3 separate regions of the Homo sapiens genome follow, and regions 1 and 3 are each linked to region 2. The links are chromatin contacts, found by Hi-C or POLR2A ChIA-PET in ENCODE. All regions are on one chromosome and are shown on one strand. Each heading gives the region's core, a stretch centred on a gene start or an enhancer-like site at or near the end of the contact. The rest is flanking DNA. Distances are from core to core; before and after follow the strand shown.

Region 1 (3,842 bases), core at 1,003-3,502, 440 kb before region 2:
GTCTCTTAAGAACAGAAGAAGGACTGCTTCTGTCGTGAAGCTCCTTATGGCAGTCTTTTGGAGGGGATTGATTCCAGCACCCTCCTCAGGTACCAAAATCCTCAGATGTTCAAGTCTGTTACATAAAATGGTGTAGTATTTGCATATAACCTATGCACATCCTCCCATATACTTTAAATCATCTCTAGAATACTTACAATACCTAATTCAATGTAAATGCTATATTAATAGTTGGTATACTGTATTAAGGGAATGATGACAAGAAAAAAAGGTGTACATGCACCTTTTGGTGCAGTACAGATGCAACCATCCATTTTTTTTCCTCTAAATATTTTCAATCCATAGTTGTTTGAATCCACAGATGTGGAACCCATGGCTGCAGAGGGCTGACTGTATATTCATTGCACTTCTCTGCTTGTTACAGGACCCAGAGCAGCTACAAGATAAATCCAATGAGATTCTGACTGCCATAATCCAGGGGATGAGGAAAGAAGAGCCTAGTAATAATGTGAAGCTAGCTGCTACGAATGCACTCCTGAACTCATTGGAGTTCACCAAAGCAAACTTTGATAAAGAGGTAAGTTTTTTGACAATAAGGTATAGATTCAGACAGTAAGGGATGAAAGAGTTGAATGAAAGTTTTTTGTTTTGTTTTCTTAAGTTTATGGTTTAGAAAGTACCACCTACTTAAAAGTATTTGTTTCCAGTTTAGTCGAGTTCGTATTGTGTGAGATATCCCCATGGAGTGTTTGCCGTTTCTCATCATGCTTTTGGAAATAAAGTGTTTCTAAGCTTAGGTTTTTCCTTTTGCAGTCCAAAGTGTGGAATGTTGTTGGGTTTTTTTAAATTATAGGGCATGGTGGTGCATACTGGTACTCCAGCTACTTCAGAGGCTAAGGCGGGAGGATTGCTTGAGTCCAGTTATTCAAGGCCAGCCTGGGCAACAAAGTCAGATATCGTCCCTTAAAAAAAAGAAAGGAATAGGCTGGGCGATGTGGCTTAAGCCTGTAATCCCAGCACTTTGGGAGGCTGAGGCGGGTGGATCATCAGGTCAGGAGTTTGAGACCAGCCTGACGAACATGGTGAAACCCCATCTCTACTAAAAATACAAAAAAATTAGCCGGGTGTGGTGGCGTGCGCCTGTAATCCCAGCTACTCAGGAGGCTGAGGCAGGAGAATCACTTGAACCTGGGAGGCAGAGGTTGCAGTGAGCCGAGATTGCAGCACTGTATTCCAGCCTGGGCGACAGAGCAAGACTGTCTCAAAAAAAATAAAAAATAAAAAAAATAAAAGAAAGAAATTATGGTATGTACTATATATGTTGGTTTACTTTGGTTTCTTTTAAGATTGTGTGAATCTTTTGCCTTGTACTAAAGATTTTGTGGAGGCCGGGTGCTGGGGCTCACATCCAGTAATCCCAACACTTTGGGCCACCAAGGCAAGAGGATCACTTGAAGCCAGGAGTTTGAGACTAGCCTGTGCAACGTAACAAAACCCTGTCTCTAAAAAAATTTCTGTGGAGAAGAACAACTGAGTTGTTAACCAGTTTTGTGAGCTCTTGTGTTTACAGGGCTTATAATGGAAAAAAAATAATGAAAAATGAAATAAATAAAAATTATAGCAATTGGTCTGTTTCATACCACCTTAGGAAGGTGTTTTTAAGAAACAGGATATATAGCCAGGTGCTTTGGCACATGCCTGTAATCCCAGCTACTTGGGAAGCTGAGGTGGGAGGATCACTTGAGCCTGGGAGTTCAAGGCTCAAGATTTCACCACTGTACTTCAGCCTGGGCAACAGTGCAAGACTCTGTCTCCAAAAAAAAAAAATATATATATATGTATATGTATGTGTATGTATAATATATATGTAAACATTTTGGCTGAAAATGCAATGAATAACATAAAATTTACCATCTTAAATCATTTTTAAATGTATAGTTAGTTAAGTAGATTCACATTGCTGTGGAAACAATCTCCAGAACTTTTTCATCTTGCAAAACTGAAACTGTACATACTGAACAACAACTCCTCATTTCCCCCTTTCTCAGCCACTGGTAACGACCATTTTACTTTCAGTTTCTATGTATTTTACTACTCTAACGAAATACCTTACGTAAGTGGAATCATATTTGTCTTTTTGCGACTGGTTTGTTTTACTTAGTATGATGTCCTCGAGATTCATCTAAGGGGTAGCATTTGTCAAAATTGGCTTTTTAAGGGTGATTAATATTCCATTATATGTATATGCCACATTTTGTTTATCTAGTCTTCCATCCATGGCCATTTGGTTTGCATCCACCTTTTGGCTATTGTGGGTAATGCTGCTATGAACATGGGCATGCATGTGTATCTTTGAGACTCTGCTTTCAGTTCTTTAGGGTAAATACCGACAAGTAAAATTGCCAGGGTCATGGTCTGAAAGTATTTCTGTATATATGTTTGTTGACACTTCAGCTGGGTTTTTACCATTTCTTGACTTTGGAAAGGTCTGAAACCCCAGAGCAAATGGCAATTCTAATTGATTAGAAAACTGGATTTTTCCTTAATAGATTTTGGAAGATTTAGGAGGGTAGCACATAAAGTTCATTCTCCCTTTTCTCACCACATTTGATGTGAATTTGCTACCTCTCAGAAAACAAATTTGGTCTCTGAAATAAAGCAGATGTTTTGAATTCTCTTATATAAGGAAACTGATTTTCCTACATGTAAATTTTTATCTTTTAACCATTTTTATTTAAAACTTGTGACCTACATTTTTCTGTTTCCTCCCTGAAGTCTTTGTTAGTGGTCATTTTGGAGATTAAAAGATTAGGGACCTCATTGGAGGGCAAGTCACATAGCAGACACCGAAGGTAAACTCTTTATAGCCTTTATAGTGCTGTACCATCTCAAGGGAGAGTGGCTTGATTGTACCAGGCAGGGCTGTGTGGGGCCCTGAGGGGGAGTGAGAGGTTTTCCTTGTAGAGGGAGTCTGGAAATCTTCCTACGTACAGGTTATGCTCTCCTAATTCTCTTTATTTTTATTCCTCCTACAGTCTGAAAGGCACTTTATTATGCAGGTGGTCTGTGAAGCCACACAGTGTCCAGATACGAGGGTAAGTGTGAGGTTATATGAAAAATCTGTCTTACATCTTTCTTAGGAAATGTCAAATCTAATATAAGTTTGAAATACTGGGAATCAGTTGACTTCAGCAATAAGGTTTGATTAATATTGTTACTAATAATTAATATTCTGGCTGGGCATGGTGGCTCACACCTGTAATCCCAGCACTTAGGGAGGCCATGGCAGGCAGTTCACCTGAGGTTAGGAGTTTCATACCAGTCTGGCCAACATGGTGAAACCCTGTCTCTACTAAAAATAAAAAAAAATTAGCTGGGTGTGGTGGCACGTGCCTGTAGTCCCAGCTGCTGGGGAGGCTGAGGTACAAGAATCGCTTGAACCTGGGAGGTGGAGGTTGCAGTGAGCCAAGATCATGCCACTGCAAACAGACTCCATCTCAAAAAATAATAATGATAATTAATAAAAACATTAGAGAAGAGGGAAGAATTGTCATGGAAGTTGCCATCCTCTTAAAAAAGGTTTAAGGTGCCAGTGTGGTGGCTCACACTATAATCCCAGCAATTTGGGAGGCCAAAGCAGGAGGATCACTGAGGTCAGGAGTTGGAGACCAAACTGGGCAACATAGTGACACCATCTCTACTAAAAAATATGTATACACAAATAAACAGTTAAGGGAGAAAAGGTTTTCGATCAGCTTCGCTACTTCATTGCCGTAGGTTATTCAAGCCATTTCTACTAAAAAATATATATACACAAACAGTTAAGGGAGAAAAGGTTTTTG
Region 2 (3,773 bases), core at 319-2,818:
GCGGGAGGATCACGAGGTCAGGAGTTCGAGACCAGCGTGACCAGTACGGTGAAACCCCGTCTCTACTAAAAATACAAAAATTAGCCGGGCGTGGTGGCGTGTGCCTGTAATCCCAGCTAGTCGGGAGGCTGAGGCAAGAGAATCGCATGAATCCGGGAGGTGGAGGTTGCAGTGAGCCAAGATCGCACCACTGCACTCCAGCCTGGGCAACAGAGGAAGACTCTTCTCAAAAAAAAAAAAAAAAAGAGGTAAAATATAGCTCACTCTATTCAAATTTTCCAACAAGGAAAAGCTGGCTAAAAACAGAAGGGCCCACGAAACAAATATTACCTCACAATCTCACATAATTTTCCTATGTCTCCCAATTTCTCGCACCTCACACGATCTCACAATCTCTCACTACCTCACGCCGTTCCTCAACTATTAACTCATCTACATATTTTTACAATTTCATCACCTTTGTGAGACCAGTTACGATCCCACACAAAAACGTACGGAACTAATTTTGAATCAAAGCAAGAACTGCACTTGGACTTTTTTAACTCCCCAAAGGAATCATGGAGTGAAGGTAGTAGGAAACCTGGAAAACTGAAAAAAGCGTATTCCATCCTTTCTTCGCACATTATTCTTACAGCCTCCCCACTGTAAGGACCCATCAGGATGCAAGGGCGGCCTGCTTTCCCCTTTTTTCTTACATACCTTATAGAAATATTCTCGGGATCTCCGCCCTACTTATCCTAACAGCTCCTCCCCTTCCAGAGTCAGGCCCAGCAAACGCCTGCCCCTCCCCCTCCGTGTCCCCTTTCCCAATTTATTCCACACATCTCCTCCTCCAATCAGCACACCTTGTGCGGCCCTGGGCCCTCTTCCAATTCACTCGACGTTACTCCTCCGTAGTCCTGCAAAGCCAGGTTCCTCTGGCAGTCCCAGCCGGACCCGGCGTCTTCCGAATACAGTTACAAACCTCGGGTTGTGCGGTCGTATGCGCCTCCTCACGCCTATCCAAGCCTCAAGCCTGTCCCCTTCCGCCCTATCCCGCAGCCGCCCAGCCAAGCAACATTGTTCCAGACCACCCGGGCCCCGAAGAGCGGCCCCCAAGTGCTCGGCCCACCCCCAAGCACTCAGTCTCTGGCTCAGGATTCGCGCCCCGCCCTCTCCATCCTTCACGCAGCTGGCACCGACGCCTCAGCGACAGGCGAAGAGCTCAGCGCGGGAAGCGGAGAAGCAGGACGCTGGACCCGGGCGCGCTCCCCGCTCCTAACCTCCGCCTCGAAAGCGCGTTCCCTCACGCAGGGCTCCCGCCGCCGCCGCCGCCGCGCCCCCTCCCCCAGCTCTCCCGCCTCCAGCGGGCTCCTCACCTCAGAGCAGCGCCCAAGAGCCCGAGAGGAATCGGTGCTGCGCTGCTGGCGCGTCGCGTCGGGTCGCCTGGGGGAGTGGCGCCCAGGAAGGCAGCAAGCCGGGTGGCCGCAGTGGCGTCCCTCACTGAAGCGGCGTACCGCAGGCCCCGGCCAACGGCCCTCCCCTCAGCCGAACAAAAGAGCCTCGCAGTCTGCGCTGCCCGCCGCTCGCACCGCGCAGGCGCAACGACCCGCCGCACGGCACCATGGGCCTCGGGGGTCTGTCCAAGACTACAAGGCCCGAAGCGCCGCGCGCCGCGCACGCACAGTAGGCGAGGGTGGTAGGGACTTATAGTTTTTAAACTGTAACGGTGGAGAGATTGCAGCGTAGAGCGTTGTAACCTAGAATATTAGAACATATGGGCCAGGGGCAGTCGCTCACGCCTGTCATCCCAGCACTTTGGGAGGCCGAGGCGGGTGGATCACCTGAGGTCAGGGGTTCGAGACCAGTCTTACCAACAAGGTGAAACCCTGTCTCTACTAAAAATGCAAAAATTAGCCGAGCGTGGTGGCAGGTGCCTGTAGTCCCAGCTACTCAGGAGGCTGAGACAAGAATTGCTTGAACTTGGGAGGCGGAGCTTGCAGTGAGCCGAGATCCAGCCACTGCGATCCAGCCTGGGCGATGGAGCGAGACTCCATCTCAAAAAAAAAAAAAAAAAAAAATTAGAACATATGATTTTTATAAGCGAGCCCCCTGATGCTTGGCCCCCAAAAAATCAACCACTTCTGGACAGTTCTGTAATTCACATCCTCAAAATTTTTGAATCTTAGATTCTTCACCAGAACTTTATCATATCGCCGCTGCCTCAAATTTCCAATGATTTCTTAGTCCTCAATCTCTGCCTCCTCAAATCTCTGTAAAATTCCTACTCACGCCGGCACGGTGGCTCAAGCCTATAATCCCAACACTTGGGGAGGCGGAGGTGGGTGGATCACTTGAGGTCAGGGTTTCAAGACCAGCCTGGCCAACATGGTGAAACCCCATCTCTACTAAAATACAAAAATTAGCTGGGCGTCGTGGCGGGCGCCTGTAGTGCCAGCTACTCGGGAGGCTGAGGGAGGAGAATCGCTTGAACCCAGGAGGTGGAGGTTACAGTGAGCCGAGATCGCGCCATTGCACTCCAGCCTGGGCAACAAGAGCGAAACTTCGTCTAAAAAAAAAAATACTGTTCAGTGTTAAGATTACTTCCCCTTTGAGGTCTTCCCTGATTCCCTAGAGTAGGTTAGGTCCCCCCATAGGCCTCTCATAGCTTCCTGAATTTCCCCCTTTTCACTGGCTGCGCCACAAAAATGTCCTCTTTTTCATTGTAAGTTGTGCTCACCTTTTTCAGTGTCATTAATCTCCGTCAGCACCTTTCACCCAATCATCCCAAGGAAACACACAATTAGGAAAAAAACATGTTTTTAAGCCACAATATAACTAAAGTTTTATTTTTTTATTTTAAAGTATCCTTCTAATCAGGAGGAAGAGGGAAACTCTATTGCACTCTACCCCAAAAGGCAAGAGTTTGCATTTATAAGACAGTTTTGCTGATGCAGGCACTGTTCAGGGCAGGAGTTTGCATTTATAAGACAGTTTTGCTGATGCAGGCACTGTTCACGGCTCTGGAGAACTGTCATGTAAGAAAAACCCAGCCCAGCAATATCATAATAGAGTTTAGTTAAAAGGGCTTCAAGAAAGCACAGAGAAGATGAGAGGTGAAGCCAGCTGGACTTCCTGGGTCGAGTGGGGACTTGGAGAACTTTTCTGTCTTACAAGAGGATTGTGAAATGCACCAATCAGCGCTCTATACCTAGCAAGGGGATTGTAAAATATACCAATCAGCACTCTGTAAAAACACACCAATCAGCCCTCTGTAGCTAGCAAGAGGATTGTAAAATGCACCAATCAGCACTCTGCAAAATGCACCAATCAGCGCTCTGTAAAATGCAGGAATCTAAAAGTAGCCAATCACAGGGAGGATTGAAAAAAGGGCACTCTGATAGGACAGAAATAGCAAATGGGCAGGGACAAACAAGGGTGTAAAAGCTGGCCCCCTGCCCCCCACCCATTCCTGTTAGCCCGCAGCAGCAACCTGCTCAGGTCGGTTTCCACGCTATGGAAGCCTTGTTCTTTCGCGTTCTTTCGCTCTTCACAACAAATCTTGCTGCTGCTCACTCTTTGGGTCCCTGCCAGCTTTAAGAGCTGTTTTTAACACCATGAAGGTCCGCGGCTTCATTGTTTAAGTCAGGGAGACCACAAACCCACCGGAAGGAATCAACTCCGGACACAAAGAGAGCAATTCTTCCTGAAACATTTGGGCTGGGTTTCTAGGAAGAAGCAAGTGAGAAGCAAGCATCTCCTCACTTCCTCCTGTAGTGTACTGTTTTTGACTG
Region 3 (3,450 bases), core at 580-3,079, 390 kb after region 2:
CAGCAGTAAATTAAGGGTGAGTTACATGCCTAGTGTAATTTATATGCTAGCATGTAAGTTAATACCATGTGGATGAAATCTAGATCTGCCCCTGTTAATGCAACCCCTTGGGCTCTGAAATTCTCACTTTTAGGAAACTGGTTTCTGCAGAGTTTCAGGGACTATGATTCCATCAGGCATGGGGCTGAGTCCCATGGTTGTTAGAATAACTGGGTGCTTTTGCTGTGTCAAATCCAGCCCTCGCCCTAAGCCCTAAGCTCTACCTCCCCAAGGACAAAGACTAAGTTAGAGAAGGTGCCCCAGTGGATGATGGCTTCATTCAGAACCACTCTGGGGCATCCAAGTCGGATTGCTTCTGAAGCATCTGCCTCTGCTTTTGTCACAGGATAAACCCCAATTTTGGACCTCCAAATTTGGGAAATTGGGGTTCATGTGGGTTCTTGACTTCATGCAGGAAGGAATTCAAGAGTGAACCAATACAGTGAAGTGAAAGAAAGTTCATTAAAAAAGTAAAAGAATAGTCCAGGTGCGGTGGCTCACGCCCGTAATCCAAACACTTTGGGAGGCTGAGGCAGGTGGATCACCTGAAGTCAGGAGTTCTAGACCAGCCTGGTCAACATGGTGAAGCCCCATCTCTACTAAAAGTACAAAAATTAGCTGAGTGTGGTGGTGGGTGTCTGTAATCACAGCTACTCAGGAGGCTGAGGCAGGAGAATTGCTTGAACTCAGGAGGCAGAGGTTGCAGTGAGCCGAGATCATGCCACTGCACTCCAGCCTGGGCAACACAGCAAGACTCTGTCTCAAGAAAAAAAAAAAGTAAAAGAATAAAAGGGTGGCTACTCCATAAGCAGAGCAGCCCCAAGTGCTGCTGGTTGGCTATTTTTACGGTTGTTTATTGGTCATATGAATTTTCCAGGAAAGAGGTGGGGGAATTCCCAGAAGTGAGGGTTCCTTCCTCTTTCAGACAATATAGAGTAATTTCCAGACATTGTCATGGTGTTTGTAAACTGTCATGGCACTAGTAGAGTGTTTTTTAGCATGTTAATATATTATAATTAATGTATAATGAGCAGTGAGGATGATTGGAGCTCATTTTCGTCACCATCTTGGTTTTGGTAGGTTTTGGCCAGCTTTTTTACATCTCATTTTATCAGATGGATCTTTGTGACCTGTACCTTGCAAAACAAGTCCTACCCAACTCCTGTCTCACTTTGAAGTCTAGGTTAGAAGAATCTCTAAAGACAGGAGGCCTCCCATATGTCAAAGAGGAAGGGAGGTTCCAAGTTCAGGGCCAGGAACAGAAATAGAGAAAGGAAGGACTATCAGGCAGGAGGAACCTTTCCCCTCTCCTTGGGAGGACACAAAATCACCAGGGAACAAAAAGAATGTCCTTTCTCTACCCTAAGTGATTCCTAACCACCATCCCCCAGCCCCCCAATCCCACCCCCAGCCCCCCACCCACCCCCACCCCCGCGCTGCTTTTCCTGATCTGGCAAAGAGAGAGTTCCCTTGCCCTTGCAGTAGACCCTTGGGCCAGGCCAGACCAGCTGACCACACACCAAGGAATCCCAGGACTGGGAAAGAGTGGGAGCATCCAGGTCAAGGGTCCTCTCCAGCCCCAGCCCCCACCGCAGCTGAAGGAATGCCGCAGGTGCAGTTTCCCAGCAGGATGGAGATGGTGCCTCTGTTCTTGACCGAAATTGTTTTCAGGACTGTACCTGCGTGAGATAGTGAGAGGGAGAGGGGCGAAGGGACGAAGGCGCGCCCGGAGAGGCGCGCGGGAATGCGGGAGCCGCGGGCGCAGAGGCCGCCGCTAGGGTGCAGCTGTGGGCTGACGTGGGAGCCAGGCCTGGGGTGGAGCCGCGCCGGAGCCGGGCCGGCAGCGCTGGCGAGGAGGTTCGGGTGTTGTGTTTCCACTGTAACTATAATTAGGCGGATTCAGTGTTTATTTAGGCTGAGAGCTGTAAGATAAATGACAGCTTCGAAGATGCTTTTCAGCACTTCGTAAATCACCCATCCGCCCGGGCAGTTTGCTGCTGCCACGTCTCGGTTCTCCCTCCGCGCGCTCCCTGTCCCCCCACTCACCTCGGAAGAGGGCACACCCGGGGACGACTCCGGAGCTGTCACCACAAAGGGCAGGAGGGCAAAGGGGAAATGGTGTCTGTGCTTCCCAGAGCCCTCAGCGCCCCGGAAGGGTACGGGGCAGCCTCCAGGAAAGCTGTCAGGAGACGCTTCCTCCCGAGGTGGTCCCGGCGGCCAAGTGGGGCTCGGTTGACGGGCAGGCTTGCCCTCCTCTGGGAGAATATGGTCTCTAATCGGCTCTAATTCAAGATCTCTTCCCTGTGCCCTGATGACACATCTGGAGATTTACAGGAGACGTTTGAGAAATATTTATAGTATGGGGACCGTTCTTTACCCTCCTGTGACTGTCTGCGCCTCTCTTGGGGGCTCAGGGTGGAAGGGCCCATGCCCTTTCCCATGGGAGAGTGCATTCTTGGAGAGGGTTGTGGACAGCAGGCCTGTCTCCCAGTGGGAGTTTGGAGCTCTCATGTCATTAGAAAGGGCAAAGACCTGGATGGCAACCCACCCTGCCTAGCCAGGCCTGGGCCTGATCAGTTCCCTTCGCAGGAAAAGGGAGCTCGGTGTGGGGAGGCCAGCGTTGGGCTCATCAGGCTTTGACTAGAAGCATCTAAACAGACCCAATGCAGAGGTGATTAACCCAACAGGGACCTGAATATGGTCCCTGGACCAGCGCCTTCCCTCACAGAAGTTTTGAATCAGAGTGGGTACTGCAGGGGCTCATGTCACACGTCAGGGCCAGCGCCATGGACCCTTCTCCCAGTATGGAAACTGGGAGAAGGAAATTAGTCTTGTGTAAAAGGAAACTGGATTTGGGGAAATTAGTCTTGTGAAAAATAACAAGTTAGCCTCTTTAGTAGAGATGGGGTTTCACCATGTTGGCCAGGCTGGTCTTGAACTCCTGACCTTGTGATCCACACGCCTCGGCCTCCCAAAGTGCTGGGATTACAGGTGTGAGCCACCCGCACCCGATTAGCTGGGCATGATGGCACGCGCCTGTAATCCCAGCTACCCGGGAGGCTGAGGCAGGCGAATCACTCGAACCCGGGAGGCGGAGGTTGCAGTGAGCCGAGATCACGCCATTGCACTCCAGCCTGGGCCACAGGGCGAGGCTCCATCTCAAAACAAAACAAAACGAAACAAAAAACAAACAACAACAACAAAAAACAAGTTAGCCTTCAGCAGCCAATAAGCCCTATAATTTTCTTATGAGGCCCATGATGCCAGGTTAGGTCATTCATGGTTTGGGAAGGTCCAGCCAAGCCACCAAGGAGACTGATTCCTGGCTTCAGACATCAAAGTACTGCTGAACTGGGGAGGGGCACCACACCACCACTGCTCTTTTCCCCATGCACAGACCTCCCCAAGGGA

Evidence for each region. A loop is a pair of places that touch in the nucleus more often than their neighbours do. ChIA-PET counts read pairs that join two places held with the same protein, here RNA polymerase II (POLR2A). Pooled maps may share reads with other maps.
Region 1: a loop to region 2 is called in a map of CD8-positive, alpha-beta T cell, with 3 times the contacts of the local background. The contact joins the enhancer-like site here to the promoter of CBX1 in region 2. A Hi-C loop is called at or near these places in 1 of 168 maps with a recorded cell type or tissue (CD8-positive, alpha-beta T cell) and 2 of 50 pooled maps. POLR2A ChIA-PET finds 5 or more read pairs at or near these places in 3 of 52 experiments (PC-9, Panc1 and activated B cell).
Region 3: a pooled map shows a loop between it and region 2 (2.8-fold over the local background). The contact joins the enhancer-like site here to the promoter of CBX1 in region 2. A Hi-C loop is called at or near these places in 5 of 50 pooled maps. POLR2A ChIA-PET finds 5 or more read pairs at or near these places in 2 of 52 experiments (PC-9 and activated T-cell).

Annotation. Positions count from the first base shown.
Region 1 is chr17:47,658,084-47,661,925 of GRCh38, forward strand. It overlaps KPNB1 (karyopherin subunit beta 1), which reads left to right. Exons shown (of 22, transcript NM_002265.6): 5 at 425-577; 6 at 3,036-3,095. Among named protein-coding and RNA genes, the nearest start is that of KPNB1, 10 kb to the left of the region's middle. RefSeq lists an enhancer at 2,075-2,224. Within about 2 kb of position 2,253, at least 7 of the 41 ENCODE cell types and tissues checked have a DNase peak (open chromatin) inside an H3K27ac peak, as active enhancers do; they include CD8-positive, alpha-beta T cell, where a contact is called at or near this core.
Region 2 is chr17:48,099,910-48,103,682 of GRCh38, forward strand. CBX1 (chromobox 1) reads right to left here and starts at 1,569. Exons shown (of 5, transcript NM_001127228.2): 1 at 1,359-1,569. RefSeq lists enhancers at 1,302-1,901, 1,728-1,987 and a silencer at 1,308-1,357.
Region 3 is chr17:48,490,867-48,494,316 of GRCh38, forward strand. No RefSeq gene overlaps it. Among named protein-coding and RNA genes, the nearest start is that of HOXB1, 38 kb to the right of the region's middle. Within about 2 kb of position 1,830, at least 6 of the 41 ENCODE cell types and tissues checked have a DNase peak (open chromatin) inside an H3K27ac peak, as active enhancers do.